Regions from separate parts of the Homo sapiens genome. Here region 1 is linked to region 2. Evidence: chromatin contacts called from ENCODE Hi-C data. All regions are on one chromosome and are shown on one strand. Each heading gives the region's core, a stretch centred on a gene start or an enhancer-like site at or near the end of the contact. The rest is flanking DNA. Distances are from core to core; before and after follow the strand shown. Region 1 overlaps SLC8A1 (solute carrier family 8 member A1). Region 2 holds the start of THUMPD2 (THUMP domain 2 tRNA and snRNA guanosine methyltransferase).

Region 1 (5,279 bases), core at 2,429-4,928, 500 kb after region 2:
CATAAATAAACCAAAAACTAGGAACAAAAGCAATATACGTACATATAAACATATGTATAAATATATATATATGTGTGTATATATATATATATATATATATATATATATATATATTTGTAACATATGGTTGCTTACTATGTGCAGGGCACTGTCCTAAGGATATAAAAGCTTTACATCTAAAATGTATTTAATTTTAACACCAACATCATAACATAAATATGTTGTTATCCCCATTTTACATACAGAGAAACCAAGGCAAAGTAACTTATGTAAGTCTACATGATAGAACTAGGATTTGACCAGGTTATCTGTAGGTATCTCAGTATTTCCTGAAGTGACTGAATAATTTTTTTGTTTTTATAACCTTGTTTATCACATCACTGGTTTTTACACTTTTAATATACAATGGTTATTTTTGTAGACATTAACTCTATAATTTATTTACCTGTATCTCTAAAAAAGGGCATCACAGGCTGGGTGCAGGGGCTCACACCTGTAATCCCAGCACTTTGGGAGGCCGAGGCGTGTGGATCATGAGGTCAAGAGATAGAGACCATCCTGGCCAACATGGTGGAACCCCATCTCTACTAAAAATACAAAAATTAGCTGGGCATGGTGGTGCGCACCTGTAATCCCAGCTACTTGGGAGGCTGAGGAGGAAGAATTGCTTGAACCTGGGAAGCGGAGGTGGCAGTGAGCCAAGATCGCGCCACTGCACTCCAGCCTGGCGACAGAGCGAGACTCTGTCTCAAACAAAACAAAACAAAACAAAACAAAACAAAACAAAAAGAAAGAAAAGCCATCACAAAATGATAAGGGGAGAGTAGAGTAACTTTGCATATTATTCATTCACATGTGCAAATAAAAGGATCTAATGCCAAATGTGGGCAAAGCGACATACCTCAGTGTGAGAGAGTAAGTGCTGGAGGCTAAGGGCATTGTGGTCTCTCCTTCATTTTCTCTTATGAGGCACACTGATGGGGTACGTGGACTTAGGACAAGATGGCACTTCATCTCGCTTTTCTTTCTGCATACCTTGCTCTTAGTCTTCTACTAATGCCACAATGAAAAAAACAGAAACCCCCACTTGACATCTAAACTCTTTAAAAACATGTAAAATTTAAATCAGTATTATTTATTAAAAGGTTTTTTTTAAATTATTATTTGGTAATGATTTACCCTAAAATTTTTTGACTTCTCTTCAAAGCCCAGATGCTTAAATATTGCTTACTTTGGGTCTTAATGGTTATTCCAGAGCCATGGAATTTTAAATTTGATCTCAGATTTTTAAGATGTGACAGCTTGATTATTTTACAAGGCCAAAACCCTGATTCAAGCCTGCAATTTTAAGAATCAAAACTGTTTTCCCATTGATGAAGACATTTTGAAATGTGTGGTCCATAGCTATTTATGAGTAGTTTACAGCTGTTGTCTCTTTGTGCCCAAGACCATGGAGAATCCAGGAGCCGATCTGATCCTCCTGGGACTGCTATTAATATCACTTTCACTTTAGACAGCTTTGCCTTCAACTAGCAATTTTCTGGCTCCCTTATACTACATTGTAGCCTCACAGCATTCAAGCAGGCACAGGGCACTTGGACAATTTAGCAATAATCTATAATACAGATTTTTGAAAGAAGCGATTTGTTCAAATGCTGCTAAAACAGAAAGTGGCTCTTGAATACCAAAGTGGGTGCCAGAAACTGAGAAAAAATTCCTTAAACTAGGATCTTTAGTATAAGGAGAAGTGATTAGAATAATATCAATTTGGGGCACTGTGACATCTGAAACATAATGGAACAATTCCTAATTGTTATTGAGGAAGAAAGCAAGACCTATTAAGGCAAACCAACCAACTTTCATTGCACAGGGACATAATTTCGGAGATGCTATATTTGATTCCATGTTTGATAGGGTCTGGCATATCTCTTCCCAAGTGTGCTCTGGAAATCCTATTTCAGTCCTTCTTTTAGGGGAAGAAGTCATTACATCAGCCTTGTAAAGTACACTGGCATGCAAAGTAAAATCTGTTACTAGGGTGAAAAGTTGGTACATTCTGTTTTTTTGAGGGGAGGTGAGCTCTCACGTGCCCCCAACATGCACAGTTCACTAAAAATCTGTAGCTCACCAATCTCCTATTGTATGCATTTGTTATTTAGTCTTCAGCTCTCCTACATTTTCTTTGTTTCTTTATCTATTAAACTTTTAAAAATTGTTCCCTGCCTCTTTTCCATTCTGATTTTAAAAATTCTGATTAATATACAATTGCATCTGTATTGGCAGACCATGTAGATACAGCATTTGTAAATTGCAAGCTATGGAGTACACTGAATACCATATTAAGGAGTTAGTGAAAATGAAAAGAACTTTAAACCCTAGCCTTTTAGATAGATTTCTGCTTTTAAAGATTATCTCTGGATTGCAAAAACAGACATGAATATTGATAGTGTAAACCTGACTAAAATATGACTCTAAAATATGAATGTCTGCCATTATAAAAGAATCTAATGATAAAACCTGAGGAAATAAACACTAAAAAAAAAAAAAAAAAAAAAAGGTTGTTTTCTCTTCCTTAAAAGTCCTGAAATTTAATTTTACCATTCTGTCACAGGATAAAACATCTGTCCTAATGGAAAAGTAACAAAAACCCATTTTCTGAAAAGCCCCACAGATAATTTTTCACATGAGTACATGGAAATATCTATTCCATTTTTGGATAACTATTCTTTCTTGATGTAAAACACTGGTGGTCAAAATATACAAATATCACATTTGCCTTCAATCATAAAACTCTGATAAGCACACAAATTGCAATACCATCATGCTAAATTAACTAATTCATTTATTAATCATTTTCTTTGAAAGCAGAGTGACATTCAGGCACTGGGAATGCTGAAATAAAAGATTGAATCCCTGCCTTCTGGGGTCTTACACTTCAGCAAAGAGGTCACACATCAATAATTAATATATGATGTCACAGATATAAATACAGAAATGAAGTAAAAAGAGACAATGAATCCAGACCAAAAGTTTCAAGAAAGGCTCCTAAGAAGAGGTGACATCTGAATGGAGTCTTTGAAGACCCTGTAACAATAGCCAGGCAAAGGTGCTCTAGGCAGGAAGAATGTTTTGTGCAAAAGCAGAGGTGGGTAAAACATGACTTCAGTTCTCTCAAATAGAATTAATCAATCTCTTTATACAGTAACTCAGCACGTTGTCTGTACTTCTGTTAGCATGAATAGAATGAATTTTTATTGCTTATCTTTCCTGGTGGACTGTAGCCTACTAGAAGCAGGCTGATACATCTTTGTACCTCCCATTTGTCTTGCACTTATAACTTGCCTGCTTAGTTTTGATGGAATGAGCCAATGAATGACAGTAAGATTTCACAAGAGTCACCTGTGAAACATACTTCACCAAAGCACCCATGGTAGCACTTATTAACAAACGGAGTTTACCAGGGATGGGGCAGAAGAAAGTCTTAGCTTTTCAAAGAATTTCATTCCTGAGACATTTTTGTGGTCATGTATTTAAAAAAAAAGGGTTGGGGGGGTGCTCTGAGAAATGTGCTCTCAGATGGCACAGCTGGAATGAGAGAAATGGGAACTGTTTTCCATTTTACATAGTTTCTGGAAAGGGCAATAAGAACAAAAAAAGCAACACTGTTGGTCAGCATTCTCAGTGCCTGAGTTGAAAGGTGCTATAAACAGAGAAAAGTCTCATAGGCCAACTCTATGCAGGCTATGTGCCAAGAATAGCTACAAAGTGGCAAGTTAAATCAGCCAGGGCTTGTGAGCTGTCTCAGGACTTGAGTCCCAACTTGCACTCGTGAAAGTTATGCTGCAAAGGGAGCTACCTTTCCCCAGCACTGCCTGGGGCCTTGGCAAGTCTAATGGAGAATGAGTTTGATTTCAAGCCCTGCTCCCTTCAGGCAACTTACAAAGAAAAGCTGTTAAGTCTGTGGAGCTGGGAATGTCTGGAAAGAGTGAAGACCCATCATTTAAAACTGATTTCTTTTTAAGGAAGTAGAGCAGAGAGCAGTGATTACTTCAACACCCATTCTCAGGGGAATTTCTGTAAGCCGGAATCAGCTAATGATGGTTAATAAAGGTAAATGTTCCCTGATTCTCAGGAAGTGATTCTTCATCCTGGGGCTTTTTGAAGACTCTGTCTTCACTTGAATTTTGGGTGGAATAAAGCCCTCCTGGATTTATCCTAATCTAATACTCAAAGTTGGTAGTTCACAGGAGTCTGTTTATTCTTCTAGAAAAGTATAACAGTGGATTAGCTACTGGCTTCTATCCCTTCAGCACAGCTCCCCCACACAAGAGCGTACCTTTAATGACTGATGCTGGTGTATCAAATTGTGTCCTCTCCTTCTAATAACAAAATAATGAAATACAGTAAAATGCCACTTTTTCTGACTTTTTTTTTCTTCTAGGACATGTATGTTTCTTACCTCATTCAGAGGCATGCTGGGAAATTTAACTAAATCTGAAAGAAAAACATTCTGTAAATCCTTAAGACTGGATTAGTAATAAGGAGTAATTTCTGATCTGGAATAAAATCCAGAATTCAGCTTGCTCACCCCAGACACAAAACACAATAAAAAGAATGGTTGTTACAGTTACTAAACGAAGGATCTTTTCACACTCAGCAAGGGTAAAGACTGTCTCTTCTGTATCTCTGTATTACCCAAGACATTGAGCATCCATCTTACTGATACAAAGGATGTCTAGTTTGAAAGTTTGCCTATGTACATTTGTTTACGCACTCAGGCATATACAGACTGCCAACTTTATTATTACCCAAGATTAAAAATAAAAAATAGACCTTGCTCTCAAGAGATTTCCTTTCCGTTAACTGCAATGCTAAGTGAGATGCATCAGTTTCATTTTTGCACGCTCCTTTGCTCCGTTTAGTACCGAAATAAAAACATGACGTAGCTTTTGGGGCCGGGGAGGAATCTCATTCTTGCAGGAAATAATTGCCAGGAATTTTAAAGAGTGTCATCATTTTCTCTGTGTCCAGTCCTGCCCAGTAACAGAGAACAGCTATTAAAAGTATCCAAATGCTGGCTGCAAGGAGAAGTTGAACTCTGAACCACTATAAACCCAATCAGATGCAGACATTCTTCCCATCCCATACCCCGGACTCCCAGTGAATCTTGAAGACCCTGGGGTTAGCCTTATCATTTATTCGTCTGTATAGTGATGGCCTGTGCTAATGCCCAAATGATCCTGACTTATTAAAGGTTCTTCCTGAAAAGACATGATTTT
Region 2 (5,128 bases), core at 1,974-4,473:
ATTAGAGATATCTCTACAACATTCAATTTTATCTTAAAATAACTGATCCTACTACTAGTCTTACAATAAATAGCAGTACTTAATAATACATTAAACATCATTATGAAGTAAAGCTTAATTTTTCTCAATATATTACTTTCTTCAAAGTAGTCTAAGTGATATGTGTTTGTAGATATGTAAATTAAATATTTAACATCATCCAGGGACTTATGAAGAAATTTGCCATACAACGAGAGGGGAGAAAAAACATCAAACCTGAATCTGACCAAGTTCTAGATAAAACTTACAGAATTCCAACTTACAGGAAATACAGAGGATAGAGGAACATGTTAAACTACACCATAGAGACTCAGTATACTATTTTTTTTTTTTTTTTTGAGATGGAGTCTCACTCTGTCACCCAGGCTGGAGTGCAGTGGCGCGATCTTGGCTCACTGCAACCTCCGCCTCCAAGGTTCAAGCAATTCTCGTGCCTCAGCCTCCCGAACAGCCGGGACTACAGGTGTACGCCACCACACCTGGATTTTTGTATTTTTAGTAGAGACGGGGTTTCACCATGTTGTCCAGGCTGGTCTCGAACTCCTGACCTCAGGTAATCTGCCCGGCTTGGCCTCCCAAAGTGCTGGGATTACAGGCATGAGCCACTATACCAGGCTGGATTCGGCATACTATTTTGTTTACTTTTGTATATTTTTGAAATTCTCCATGATAAAAAGCTAAAAAGAATACACAGGAAATTTTCCACTGCAAACTGTGTGTTGGGAGTTCTCTGAGAGGGGAGCATGTTTTCATGTTAAAATGGTAGCACCTGGGCTTATCAGCCACCCTACTAAAAGAAAACCTTTTGGGGCTGGCACCCAGAAATACTCATTTTCAACAAGCTTCCTCAGTGATTCTTATGTTCATGAAAATTGGAAAAACACATTAAAATGAAGTGATTACTTTCTTAAACAATCATTCTTGAATTAATCTGTTTTGTAAATTTACATTTTAGAGTGTTAATTTCCTTGATGCGATCCAAAGTTTCTAACACTCTCTTATCATTGAAAGAATGTTTTAAGTATTCCTGTACAACTCATTGTATGGGAACTAAAATTGAGCACCAACTATTTGTTAGGCAGCATGCTACCTGTGCTATCTTTATTTCAGGGACTGCAGTAATCCTTTAAAGTAGCTATCATCTCTATTTTACATCCAAGAAAATTGAGGCTCAGAAATTTGAGTAATTTGCCCAAAGTTACAAATCCACTAAAGGAATATATAAGATCTGCACACAGGTCTTTTGATTCTAAAGACCATACGTACTCTACCGTGGTGTTACAGAAATAAACTACATCCAATGTTCCAGGGAAGATTCCCATGGTAATTTAGCCTAGTGGTAAAGCACATGGGCTTTAAAGCTAGAGAGACTCAGAGACAAGTCCCAATTTTCTCTTTTTTTGGTAAAATATGGAGGTAAAAGTCTATCAGATAGGAGTCTTTTGAGGATTAAATCATAACATGCACATAACTTGTCTAACATTTTAAGTGTTTAATAAATGTTAGTTGTCATCACTGTTATTTCAGGATTGCCTTAACTTTGAGAGTTCACTTTGTATCAGAGCAACTTGGGTGGAATTTCAGAGATTATTTGTTCAGATCCCATTTCCAGACCTATCTATCTTTCAAACATACAAGAGCAGAATATGGAAATTCCCAAATCTACTGGCATTTAATTACTCCCACTGTCAAAAAGTTTTCCCTGTATTTAATTGAATTTTCTTCCTGGTAATAAAGTTTTCCCCATTTCATTTGTCTTTAGAGAAGATGGAGAACAAGCAGAGAGTCTTTCCTTTTTCTAATAATCCTACATATTAATTGGGCCAAGCTCTCTCTCTCTTTCATACCAAGCACTCTAAGTTAGCATTTAAAAAAACAAGCCAGCGCACCCCTATGTCATGGTCATATAGTGGGCCTGGTTTGAACATGATTATATACTCATTCTTGATTTCCCAGCTCGGGTTTGAATCCCATCTTTGCGATTTTCTAGTTGCATGACTTGAATAAATTCTCGGACTTACCTGTGCTTCATTTTTCTCATCTGTTAAATGTGGAACACCTACCTTATAGGGCTGTTGTGAAAAGTACGCAAATAAATATAGGGTAAAGATCTAAGAACATGTGCCTGACACATATTAAATGTTCAATAAATGTCAGTAGTTATTATATATTGATGCTTTTTAAGATTAGCTACATTCAATACTCTATTAAATTCTGTGACCCAAAACACAAGTGGCAGGTAGTCTAACAAAACTGACATAATTCTTCACGACTCCAACCTTTCACTGCAGAAACTCCTTTTGTGGGCTTCCCACACTGTAGGAGCTGCCAGGGTGGAGGGGTTAATTTCATTTAGGAAGCTCTCCTTTTCCAAGAGTACATCACTCACAGTGTCCCATACACCCCATCAAGATACCTTTTCTATTATACCTTCATCCCCTACTTTCAAGAAACCAGTTTTCAACATTCTAAAACCTAAACCGATGCTTAAAACCTTGTTCATTTCACAGAAATCAATAACAGATAACTATGAGGCCTGCAAGAGTATATTATTTTTCTGGCTGCTATTTACTGCGTGTTTAAAGTGTACTTTGCATACGCTATATAATTTAATTCTCACAACAATCCTATGTAGTCAAATACAATCACTGTCAAGAAACTAACAAAAAGTCAGGTAACTGAACTTGGAGATTATGTTTGCATTTAAAGAGCGAAGGGTTCTAACTCTGACAGGCCAGATTCTAATTACAGGCACTACTTACTACTTTAAAGAATCCAGGAAATAACTTGCCTCAACACCTCTCTTAAAAACTTGAGCCCTGAGAAGTGAGGAACTGGATTTGCTATACAAGGAAAGAAAGGAATGGTGGCTTCTCTCGGCCGGAGCGGAAGCGCCTGCCAGTCAACCTCGGGGGTCGGCGACCGTCGCGTGGAACAGAGAGGGGCGCCAGCGACGCTTTCCCGCGTCCACGACTGGGGTGGGCAACAGGGCAGGGACAGGGCCGCCCACCTCCCCAGGCGCGCAGCGAGGCCAACTCACCTGCGTGGCCGCCAGCCGCGCCCGCACCTCTCGCATTACGAACGGCTCCAGGCCGCGACCCGCAGTGCAGAAGAATCGGGCGCCAGCCTCAGGCCCGGACCCTGGCTCTCCACGCGCCTCCGACATGGCGGCTCAGGCGCGCCCTCGCGCCTTCGGGTCACGTGGCCTCGGGCGCGAGCGGCTCGCTCCTGGAGGCGGCGCGCAGGGGCGTGTGATGCCAAAGGGGAGAGGGAGAGGGAGAGGGAGAGGGGGAGGGGGAGAGGGAGGGGGAAGGAGAGGGTGAGAGAGACGGAGAGCCTGGGAGGGTCGCATCAGCCCTCTGTGGCCCCTATGGGTCTTCCTGGTTGACCATCTGTCCCCTCCTTGATTAGGCACCAGAATGGGTTAGAATCACAGGTGGAAGGGTTAGAATTGATAATTCAGTCCAGTTGCCTTATTTTGTAGATTGAGGAAATTAATGCCCAGAGAGGTCAAGAGACAGCGAGTTAGCAGCACAGCTGAGGCTGGAGCCTAGATTTCTCCCTATCTAACATAATGCCTTTTCCTCCATTCCTCCCAACTCCGTCCTCTTCCTGTCCTTCATTCCTCTCCTCTACTCTTCTCATAGAAGGAGCCCTGGTCTGTTTTCACAAAGAATCGGGCCAAACGTTGGAATCTCCAGGACGGAGAGCAGAAGTTCCTGTTCTCTAACAAACGTCTGCGTTCTGAAACAGCTCATATTTCTTGCACTACTTAGTTAACCATCCAGCCATAGATGAATCAATGTGCCATCTAGTTTTGGGCACCTGATTTGAATGGTTCTCCTAACGGTATTTGAAGGCATTTTTCTAAACTCTGAATTTTAAAATGGAAATGAAAATATTACTTGGGAAGCATAGACAGAATCCATGTTACAAGATAAACAGCGTGAAATTAGCTCTGTAGCTGTATATTGAGTCAGTTATACAGAAATGATAAATGCATGTGTGTCTCTGACAAGGGGCTGTCCTGTGCTTCAGAATGGGATGTTAAGGTGAAGAACTGATACTCCCTCACCTCCCCCGACACTCCCACACACACCCCCGCCCCCACCCAGCTCATGCTCTACTGGGCCGTACAGTAAAAATTCTTCATGGAGTCACATAACATGAGCTTTTCCAAGGTTCAGTCCTAAGACTCTTCTGATGCTGCTTTTTATTTTTTATTTTTTGCGACAGGGTCTCCCTCTGTCGCCCAGGCTGGAGCGCAGTGACGTGATCTTGGCTCACTGCAGCCTCCACCTCCTGAGCTCCAGTAATCCTCCCACCTCAGCCTGTCCAGTAGCTGGGACCACAGGCAAGCCCCACCACACCGGGCTAATTTTTGTATTTTTTGTAGAGAAGGGGTTTCACCATGTTGGCCAGGCTGGTCTCGAACTCCTGAGATCAAGCGATCCGCCTGCCTCGGCCTCCCAAAGTGCTGGGATTACAGGCACCCAGCCCTCACACACTACCGTTTTGATGAATTCTTTTCTTGCCCTCAGACACATGTTTTCCTTTTCTGGGCTACTGCCGTAGTTCATTTTAACTTCTCTATACTTTGGGGTTCTGACTGTCAAGTCTGTCTGGGGAGGACAGGAACCCTCTTTAGTTCTCTCTACATTCTGTGCCCAAGATGTTAAGTATGCAGATAGGATGCATTCCATTCAGTTCAACAAATACTGAACACCTATTCTCCGCCAGTCACCACCCTGTCTTGAGGATTCAAAGATGGGTAAGCAAGGGTTTGGACTTCAAGGGCTTAGAGGATGGTGAAGTTGAATGACTCACTGAGGACATACCCGGGAAGCTATGACAGCACCGACAAAAAGGAGGCAGGGAGGGCTTCCTGGACAAAATCGCTCTTGAGTCCAGCATGAAGGATGTGTAAGAGGGAGAAGCAGCAGATGAAAATGAGACGGCGTGTGGGGGGTGGGGAACAGGAAAGCCACGATAGCGGTTAAGTGTTATTAGAGCATAAAGTATATGAGTGGAGTAGATAGAGATGCGGTAGAGCGGTGGGTAGGGGCCCAGTTATGTCAGTACAACCAAA

Evidence for each region. A loop is a pair of places that touch in the nucleus more often than their neighbours do. Pooled maps may share reads with other maps.
Region 1: a loop to region 2 is called in a map with no recorded cell type, with 5 times the contacts of the local background. The contact joins the enhancer-like site here to the promoter of THUMPD2 in region 2. A Hi-C loop is called at or near these places in 3 of 37 single-sample maps with no recorded cell type and 2 of 50 pooled maps.

Annotation. Positions count from the first base shown.
Region 1 is chr2:40,277,718-40,282,996 of GRCh38, forward strand. The region is part of intron 2 of SLC8A1 (solute carrier family 8 member A1); the gene reads right to left. Among named protein-coding and RNA genes, the nearest start is that of SLC8A1, 170 kb to the right of the region's middle. Within about 2 kb of position 3,679, at least 11 of the 41 ENCODE cell types and tissues checked have a DNase peak (open chromatin) inside an H3K27ac peak, as active enhancers do.
Region 2 is chr2:39,776,035-39,781,162 of GRCh38, forward strand. It overlaps THUMPD2 (THUMP domain 2 tRNA and snRNA guanosine methyltransferase), which reads right to left and starts at 3,224. Exons shown (of 10, transcript NM_025264.5): 1 at 3,080-3,224. The coding sequence starts at 3,205.